Regions from separate parts of the Mus musculus genome. Here region 1 is linked to region 2. A link is a contact called in ENCODE POLR2A ChIA-PET data. All regions are on one chromosome and are shown on one strand. Each heading gives the region's core, a stretch centred on a gene start or an enhancer-like site at or near the end of the contact. The rest is flanking DNA. Distances are from core to core; before and after follow the strand shown.

Region 1 (4,900 bases), core at 554-3,053, 92 kb before region 2:
AGGGGCGTGTCGGGACAGTCAGAAATGTGGGTTGGGAGGTCAAGGCTGGAGGCTGAGAGGAGGAGGCAGGCGAATGACCGGATTCCCTAGGATTGGTTCTGCTGGGGTTAACAGAGATAAAAGCAGGACGCCTGGGTTCCCTCCTTCGTCTCCTTTTTGGGTTCCCAGAATTCCTAAAGCTATTTTCTCAGGAAATTTAGCCAGCTAGCAGCTTCTTCGCCCTGGTAGGAGTCAAAGGTCTGTGTTCGAGGTGGCCTGGGATGATGTCACCAGTGCACGTGCCCCGGGACGGTTGCCAGGCAATGCGATCTCCTCCCCTTTCCATTCCCTCCCACCTCTGCCCAGAGTCCCGTTCCAGTCCCGTGCCATCTCTTTCTCCTTTCCTTTCCCTTGGCATTAGCATCCTGCAGGTGGGAAACCCTGGCCTGGAGTTTCGTGAAGGGGGAGGGGCGCGGGTGTGGTGTGGCCTGAAAGACTTTGCCCCTTTGCTGGCTTGAGAGAATTCTGGGTCTTCCCCCCCCTTCTTTTTCCTAGATTGCCATGGAAAAACTTCCTCTCCAGTCCCCACTACCACTACCACCCCCCGTACTCCCTCCCGCGCGCCCTTGGAAGTGTCTCCTGAAGTCTTTTTAGTTTCCCACCTGCTGCATGGCCCAGTGTCAGGTTGCCCCTTTCCCAGCTTGAGCTGAAGTGGGTGTAGTTGCAAGACAGCTGCCCCTAAGAGAGGAGCTGTATGTGGGTATACACACCAGCCCATCCCTGCGACTCCCGTCACCTCCTCTTACCAAACTGAGGAGAAAGAGTTAGGCTGAAAAGTCAAGGTCTTTATCTGTGTAGGTAGGTGGATCAGCTTCTGGTATTGCCCACTTTTGAGAGAGAAGTCCAGTGATAGTTATGGCTGCCCTCTGTTAAATCTTGGAGTTGGTGATGGTATTACAGAGTCTCCTTTCTTGTGCCTAAGAATGTGGATTGTCGGCTCAAACCTGGATTCTAACCCCAGCTCTGCCACTAAATGGGACTCGGGAAAAGTCACAACCTTGCAGAACCTCCTATCTGCAATCTGGGACATTTAAATATCAATACCTACCTTCTAGCTGATGGGAGGGGGCAGTGAAATAATTTATGCAAAGCATTTAGCACAGTGGTTGGTATAAAATTAATACCGAATGAGTATCAGAAAATACATATTATTAAATGTTGTTAGTTATTATAGTGGGTGGACCTGTTTCTAAAGTAGCCCTCACAGGGGATTGGTTAAAGAGTGGAGAATTCTGCTACCTGGAGTGTGTGTTGTGTGTGTGTGTGTGTGTGGGGGGGGGGTGTCAGGGATTAGCATCGACTACTTTATGTACCTTATTTGATGTGGGCTTTAGCCAGATTTGTATTGCTTTCTTTAGGTTTATTTTTCCCCTCCTTAAAAAAAAATAGCTAAGACTATATTCCTTTGGCTGTTAAAATAATTACGTTGTAGCTTGTGATTTTCAAGCGATACTCTGGTTCCCTCCCATGTTGCTCTCTGGAGCCTTTCATTTTGCAAAGGGACTCCACAGTTTCCCTAGCGGGGACATGGCTAGGCTAAAGGGGTGTGTAAAAGGTTGGGGTGGGTGGGTGGGTGGAGAGAGACTAGTGGGGGGAGGCTGGGGGAGCGGGTAGTTAAAGGAAGAGACCGGAAGGGAGGAGGAGGGAGCCTGCTGGTGGGGAGGGAGGGGAGGAGGAGGAGGTGGAGGAGGAGGAGGAGGACGAGGAGGAGGAGGAGGGAGGGAGGGGGTTGGGGAGAGCCTGCTACAGTTCTTTGTTTGACTCCGGGACTCAGGGACGGGGAGGAGGAGGGAGGGAGGCAGAGGCTGCAAGCGCCGGGGCAGGCCCAGGAGGCAGAGGAGGGACCGTCTCCCCCGCCCCCCAGCCCCCACTCCCCCCCCTGCTGCTTCCCCCTCCCTACCCGGACTCTGGGGGCACCGCCGGGGGACAGACACCCAGCAGGTAACCCTGGCCTGGCTCTCCCTCCCCCTGTCTGATTTTCTTCCACACCCTCCCGGACGACCCCTTTCCGTCTCCCCGATTTCCCGGGCCTTGCCTTTCCCCCCCAGCCCTCCTTGTTCCATTTCTGCGAGTTGGGCTTGTCGCCTGCTGGCTCCGCCACCCTCCGTCTCGTGCAGCCTGACTCCCTTCCCCCCACCCCACAGTGTGTGCTCCCCTGTTCTGCCCGAGGCACCTTTTGGGGTTCTGTCTCAATGTTTCTTAGGCTGGCTTCTTCCGACCAGTCTCATGGGGCTCTGAGGAAGGAGGGAGTCCTTATTCTTTAATGGCTCCCCCCAGTCTCCCTTGCCCCATTCTCCTCGTAGCAGTCTCTAGGGGTGAGAGAAAACCGGAATTTGGGGCCTGATGGAGAGGCAGGGGGGCTGTGTGTTGCTGGAGACAGGGACAGTGAGTGTGTGAGGAGGGGGTGGGGATTTGTTAGAGACCAGGCTGCCTCTCTGATGTCCCTTTAAATGGCCCTTACATATCTGGGGGTTAGGGGGTGGGGTGGTGGCAAGCTGCCTGCCTGGGGGGCAGGGCCCTTGGTTTGTCCACACCGTCAGGGGTGGAAATGATTTAAAGGGACAGCCTTGGTGTGGCCACTGCCACCCTGTGCTGGCAGGAGGGGGAGCTGGCAGGCTATGTCTACAGAGGCTTGGCTGGTGAGCAGGGCATTTGAGGCTGTCTGGGACTGGGCCTCAGGTCTCCAGTCCAGTTACTGTGGCTGGAAAAGTGCAAGAAGGGGTTGACAGCCTGCCCTGAGGGTGCTCAGTCTAGGCTTTCTTCAGAACCCCATGGGTGAGCCCTTTGACTCCATGACCAAGAATCTGTGAGTCTGAACTACAGAACCTGTGGGCCAGAACCAGGTGGGGGCCACTGGCAGATCCGCAGGTCAGTAGGGTGACCTGGGTACTTTAGAGCTGGCCCCTTCAGCTTCCCCTTTTGTTGTTTGGTTCTTTGCACAAGAAGGCCCCAGCCCCTCCTCCTCATGCACATGCCCCCCCACCCCCACCCCAGCTGTTGGGCAGATGAATTACAGCCTCCTGCTTGGGGCCAAGGCTGGTAAGGGATTAAAGTTCTGAGGTTGGCCCTTTAAATGGCTGTTGGCCCTCCCCCACTCTGGTGTCCAGACACCCATCACATACCCTTCTGACCCCCTTGGTCTGGCCTGCAACCCTCCCCCCCTCTATAGGCTAGCCTACCCCGTAGCCACAAATTCTATCAACTGCTGGGTAAGCACCTTAGTCCTGAATTTGCTTCCCTGTCCAGAAGGGTCCAGCCTCTAGCATCTTTTCTCCAGAAGGTCCTAGCCAATCCAGTTTTCTCAGCTCGCTGCTGACCACTGTTCCTTAAGGGCCTTGCTTAGGTCAGAAATAACACTTCCCTGGGGGCAGTGTCATCAGCAGGCACAAAAGCTTGCAGTGCATTGCATCATGGAGGCCAGAGGCCTAAGTCTCTGGGGCAGGGGGAAAGATGGGGGCTGGAAGGCCAGGAAATGGAGAGGCCAGGTAGAGAGCCCGTGTGTCTGGGTCCTGGAGAAAACACTGGTCCCCAAGGAGTGAGTCTGAGGTGAGGGTTGACTGAGGCCTAACTCCTGCTATCAACACCTGAGTCTTGGCCCTAGACTTGTAGTAATATACCTAGCTCTTTGTATCTAAGGATTAGGAGGGAAGAGAGTGGGCCCCTGTCACCTCCTTGGGCCACATGGAGGAAGGAGGTGATGGGGAAACAGGATATGGTTTTGGAGGTGACATGGAGGGAGCCTGCTGCAGAGGCTACTTCCTAGCTCAGGCCCAGTCACAGCTCTTGCGGAGGAAGAAGGCTCCTCCCTGTTGGGCCCGTTCATCTTGTCTGACCACCTGTGCCGCTTGCCAGAACCTGCCTACACCAGCCTAAGGGAACTGGAAGGGTCAGAGTCCAAAAGGTGGTGTTGACTATCTGGTGTCTTGTTAGGGTTGGAGGTAGCAGAACTGAAGGCCTAGGGTCCACATGCCCTGGGGGCAGGAACTAAGGTTGCTTGACAGTAGATGTCCCCTGTAGCTGGGCCTGAGCCAGAATATCAGTCTAGTCAGAAAAGGGCGACGTGGGTTGGTACTGAGGTGCCACCCTATGCTTCCTTACTACCTGAACCAGGCTGCTTCCTAAAGGAAAGGTTGGAAGATGGCTTTTTTCCAGGTTGCCATGGAAACCGAATCTCCCATCTCATCTGACCTCTAGAGCCTGGTTTCTCAATGAGGGGGACCAGGAAGGAAGGGAACTCCTCTATCTTGGGAGATCCCATCTCTAACTGAAATTGTTTTCTTTTAGGTTCCCCCAGGCACCATGTCAGCCTCATAGCAGGACCCACCCCACGACTTCTGCTGTAGCCCATAGGACCCACCCCACTTCTGCTGTAACCCACTGCTGGAGTGCTTGTTCCATGAGACAGTCCACTTCCAACTCCATCTGGTAAGCTTGGCTGCTGTCACCTCCGTCCCCCACGTCCAACTCTTCACCGCATGTTTGGAAATCTTTGCTCTGATCTGGTTCATGCTCACTCATCAGAATGGTCCAGCCCAACTCTGAACCTCCCCCCAACATGTGCTGCTTGAATGGTTCAGCCCTCCACGTTGATGGAGCCCCCTCTATCGCCTGTGAATGGTTTATCCCTGTACTTCACTTGCCTCTCTACCACCTGAAAACCTCTCAGCCCCCACCCCAGTGCTGCCACTAACTCATTTGCAGACTGAAGAAAGCTAGCCAGGGCTTGCCAGCTGAATGTAGTTGTGAGATAGCCCAGAGGAATTTCTTGTGAAGGGGAAGGCATTTCCCCCCATTCGTGGAAAGGGTGCTTAGGAATTGATGTGAGGAGATGTTACAAGCCACTGCCCTGAGCTAGCCCATG
Region 2 (4,592 bases), core at 914-3,413:
GTGCCTTGCCCAGAACATCCCGTTTTAGGAACGGGGTTCTCACTTTCTGTACTTGAATCGTGTCCGCTTTCATTCCGGTCAGTGGTGTGCACTCGAGAGGGCGTTTTTTGTTCCCCGAGAAAACTAGATTTGGAGACATTGTCACAGCTAAAGGTAAGACAGGATGTGTGTACTACATCTATCAAGTGGTAGCAAAGGTTGCTGCTAAAATTCTAAAACACAACAAAGTATCCAGCTCGAGAGAAATCTGCTGGGAAAACCTCTTTATAGGCTTCAGGGATGTGTGGCTACCCTAGTTCTCATTTTTGTGTGAGTCACACTGGGAGGGGCCACAGGAACTCACACTCAGGCAGCAGAGGGTGACAAAAAGTTTATTCAGTTTATTCTGTGTTTCTCACAGAGTCAAGCAGGGATAAAACTGGCGTAGACTCCTGTGAGCTTCATTCTTATGACTTGAAGGCAGTGGGTGGTAGGCCTTCGGGGGAAAGCTCTCGGAGACAGGTAGATGGAAGGGCTCTCAATGTAACAAGTGAGATGGGCCCAGGCAGTCACAGGTTCTTCTGAGGGGTGAGGTAGATGTTTCAGCCAGCTCTGGCAGAGAAGAAGGGCAAAGATCGGACATAGGAGTCTAGCCGGGATCGAAAGAGCTCACTTTGCACAGTTTGTCCCAGCGGGCACAGAGGATTCTTCACAACAAACTCCACATACAGCTGCGAAAAGGAGGGTGTGTGAGCCTGATGTGAGACACTTTTCATTTTCAATCTCAAACATGGTGTAATCTCGAGAATATAAGAATACACGGGTGGGGTTGGGGTGGAGAGAGCTCAGGAATTAAGAAAGCATACTACTGCTTTTGCAGAGGTTAGTCAGAGCCTAGCACCCATGTTGGTCAGCTCACAACTGCCTGTAATTCTCCAGAGGATCTGTCCTCCACAGACACTTGTGCTCATGTGCACACATACCCTCTACACAATACATATAATTAAAATAAGAAATACATCATTTATAAAAAAAAAACCCAAAAACCTGCACAAGCTCTCCCTTAGAGAAGCTATTACTGTTTAAGGAGCTAAAGGCTCTGGAGAAAACTGAGTTCAACAGGGATGTGATACAGAAGGATAAGGGCAGAAAACCCGAGGGACTCCTAGGGCTCTAGGAGGAAAAGGGTTCCTCTACTGACACTGACCGCACTGTAGATATGGTGTAGAACATCTCGGATAGGGCCCACGCCCAAGTCAGTATTCATGACAACCTTGATTCCAGTGGGAGTCTCGTAGTAATGGAGTTTGTAACGGCTAGTTTGGAAAGACAGAAAGCCATCCTTCCTGCAGAAATGAGTATTCAGACAGGAGTGAAATCACTCCCAAAGAAATATTTGTGATGCCCTCAAGGTCAACTCCTTCCTATTCATATAGATAGTTTGTAGCAGGTTCATTGAGTAAAAACACCTCCGGTCATCCCCACCCCCGATGTAATTGCAACTGCCTTCACTCTCTCCCCACTTTCAGACCATTCCTGTATCCGCTCCTGCCAGCTTCAAGATTCTCGATCCAGATTCAGCCTCTCTAAAACACACCCTCCCCTCTTTGGGGCCACACGCCACTTCCATTCCAAAACAATATCTCCTGTTCCCAAGGCTGGCTAGCTAGCCCTCCCTTCAACACCCCTCTAAAACCACCGTACATGTCTAGCGGGGACATCTTGCTGACAAACGAACGAATGGAGAAGAGCATTCCATACATCAGCTTGTACTCCTGGAGGGAGAGGTGGTAGAATTAGATCTCGGTTATGGAGGGGGGACAGGATGGGAATAGGAAGGACTTGGGATTTGGAGGAAGAGGACTGGACTGGGACTATGTGCATTTGGGGATTCGCTGGGACCCTCCGATCACCTCTTCCTTAGGGATCCCTGCTTGCTTCTTGCGGTGCCACTCGCTGTAGTGTAGACACACTCCATTCCGGTCAAAAAGGTACAGATTGTGGACAGTCATCTGCAAGATAAAGAGCCTCGCTCAGTGGCTGGTACCCAACTCTCTAGAACCTGATTCTTCAGCCAGGTGGGAACCCCACCCCCGGACTCACCGGAATTGCTCTGAAAGAGGGTGACAAGCTACTTCCGGTTTATAAAGCCCAGCTGGGTCGTAAGCGGCAACCTCAAGAACCCTTAACTCCGCCCCGATAGTCTTACTAGACTCCGCCTCCCTCCTGAAGCCAATCCGTGGTCGCCGATGCCGCGCGCATGCGTGCCCACGTTCCCGGGCCTCTGAAGCCCAGTGATGTGCGGGGAGCTTGGTCTCGCGGGCGGGTGACGTAATTCGGTTGGAGGCGGGATTGCAAGCGGTGGGCGGGAGGCTGCCAACGGTTTTGCAAGCTAGTGTCGCGCTAGGGAGGTTGGCCTTTGGTCTTTCTCTGTGGAGGTTATGGGGCTTGGGGGACAGTCCTCCTCATCTTGGGAAACCAGGGCCGACATGCTCAGAGTAGTCGGAGCCAGGTGGTTGCGGTAGAGAATACCAGGCGGCTGGTTGCCGGGTGTATGTCTGTGCGCGCGCGCGCCCCTTTTATTGAGATTTCTTAGGGTGGGATAGGGAGGAATTCTATGGACCTCTGCTGTGGCTTTTTTTTTATCAGGAAGGATTAGAGGGGAAATCCGAGGAAGTCGACTCTGGGTGGGACAGGTGAAGAAAGGGCGAAACGGGGGTGTTGTGGCATTGAAGTCTTGCCTCTTTCTTCACTAAAACCAATTGGGGGACATACATTGGGCCAGCTTTGGTTTGAGGTCTGTTTCAGTTTGCACATTTTGAGTGTGGGGAAAAAAAAAAGCTAACCATGGTTAACCCGTGCCGAAACTGATTTGCAATTTCCAGGACCCTAGTTAGGAGGAAGGAACTGCAGCGGTTCTGTCTCCCTGCATGCAGGTCTTCTGACCATTCCCCTGACTTTCTGCCTTGCACATCCGCTTTTAACCGTTCCCAGGAGTTGGGAGAAAGAATGTGTTTGCCCTCTCCATGGTCTCTGGAGTCAGTGGACACTCCTCTAACCAGAAAGCTCATTTGTTGAGGACCCAAAGTGTCTTCCTCCCTTCCAAATCTTTCTTCTTTGTGAACTTATCCACAAGTTTGGACCCCTCTCAGAACTGAGGCAGGAGTTCCCAGTCCCCTGCTGAGTCCAGTTGTCTCTTCACTGTACATGGCGACAGCAGCCCCCAGTCCCAGTTCTCCTCTCCGACCTGAGGACCTCCTGAGCGATTCGTCAGAGCCTCCTGGGTTGAACCAGGTGTCCTCCGAGGTGACCTCCCAACTGTATACTTCTTTGCATCTCAGCCGCCAAGCTGAGGCCACGGCCCGGGCCCAGCTGTATCTAGCTCCCACCTCCTCACCTCCTAACGAGGGCTTAGACAGCTTGGCTCAAGAACTGAGTCGCAGCTTGTCCGTTGGATTGGAAAACAACTTGAAGAAAAAGGTGAGAGAGGTGCGTCTTGGAGATCTCTCGGGTGTTAGAAAGCATTAGGTTCCTGGGCTTTCAGGTTAGCTTTGCTGTGGCTTGCGTCTATTAATTAGATTTAAACGATCTCCTCCAAGCACACAGGGCTTTCATGCTTTTTTCTCACAGAAGATACTTTTGAGGGAATGGCATAAACCTATAATTTGGGAAGTTATGACGGTTCCTAGGGTTTTGCTTTGTTTTTGCATGTTTTTGTTTGGACAGACACCTGCCCCTGTAGAGTAGCTTGGTGTCCTAGAAGTGGGGAGTAGGTTTCTTGAACCCAAGTGAGAACTGGAGACTTAAGGACAGCTGCAGCACACGTGAAGATCCTGTCAGCTCGAAATTCTTGTGATTTTGTGGTATGCAAGTCACTGCACATGCATGTGTAGGAAGATAGTTGTACCAAAGGAAAGGATACCTGCTGTGCGGACTGGCGAGAGTCCAGAGTGTGGGATCCGGTAGGCACAGCTGCACCAGGCTTAGACAGGCCATCTGCTCCTCAGTTGACAGCAGTCCCCCTCCAGCCTTGTTTTAAACCTGCTACTTCATTCACTTACTCCCCTTCTGGCCTCTGTAAACATTTGGGGTTTGGGGTTCAAGGTGAAGCCGGGTTTGAGTGCCTTCCTTAGTGTTCTAAGGCCCATTTGAAAATTCTATCCTGGTAGTGCGTAGAATGCTGGTGACACTGGTTAAAATGTCACTTCTGTGGGCTTTCTTTTTTCTCCCCCCTAGGATGGGTCTAAGCACATCTTTGAGATGGAAAGTGTTCGGGGTCAGCTCCAGACCATGCTCCATACCTCCCGTGATACTGCCTATCGTAAGTCAGCTCAGCTATGTAGCGCTCTAGAGGAAAGCTGAGGTGTAGGGGCAGGAGAAGGTAAGCAGGAGCTCTTGGAAGAGGGCTGGAGCGATGGCTCAGCGCTTAAGAGCACTGACTGCTCTTCCAGAGGTCCTGAGTTCAATTCCCAGCAAGCACATGGTGGCTCACAGCTATCTGCAATGAGATCCAGTGCCCTTTTCTTATGTGCCTGAAGACACTCACATTAAATAAATAAATAAGTAAATAAATAAATAAATCTTTAAAAAAAAAAAAGAAAAGAAAAGACGAG

The links. ChIA-PET counts read pairs that join two places held with the same protein, here RNA polymerase II (POLR2A).
Region 1: POLR2A ChIA-PET joins it to region 2 with 47 read pairs in Patski. The contact joins the promoter of Kdm6b here to the promoter of Trappc1 in region 2. POLR2A ChIA-PET finds 5 or more read pairs at or near these places in 3 of 5 experiments (Patski and embryonic stem cell).

Annotation. Positions count from the first base shown.
Region 1 is chr11:69,413,097-69,417,996 of GRCm38, reverse strand. It overlaps Kdm6b (KDM1 lysine (K)-specific demethylase 6B), which reads left to right and starts at 1,803. Exons shown (of 24, transcript NM_001017426.2): 1 at 1,803-1,980; 2 at 4,324-4,464. Gm51903 (a long non-coding RNA gene) reads right to left here and starts at 2,484. Exons shown (of 2, transcript XR_003949708.1): 1 at 2,213-2,484.
Region 2 is chr11:69,321,557-69,326,148 of GRCm38, reverse strand. It overlaps Trappc1 (trafficking protein particle complex 1), which reads right to left and starts at 2,163. Exons shown (of 5, transcript NM_001024206.2): 1 at 2,083-2,163; 2 at 1,893-1,991; 3 at 1,684-1,754; 4 at 1,187-1,325; 5 at 356-710. The coding sequence starts at 1,991. The coding sequence ends at 582. Cntrob (centrobin, centrosomal BRCA2 interacting protein) reads left to right here and starts at 2,276. Exons shown (of 19, transcript NM_172560.3): 1 at 2,276-3,459; 2 at 4,216-4,300. The coding sequence starts at 3,187.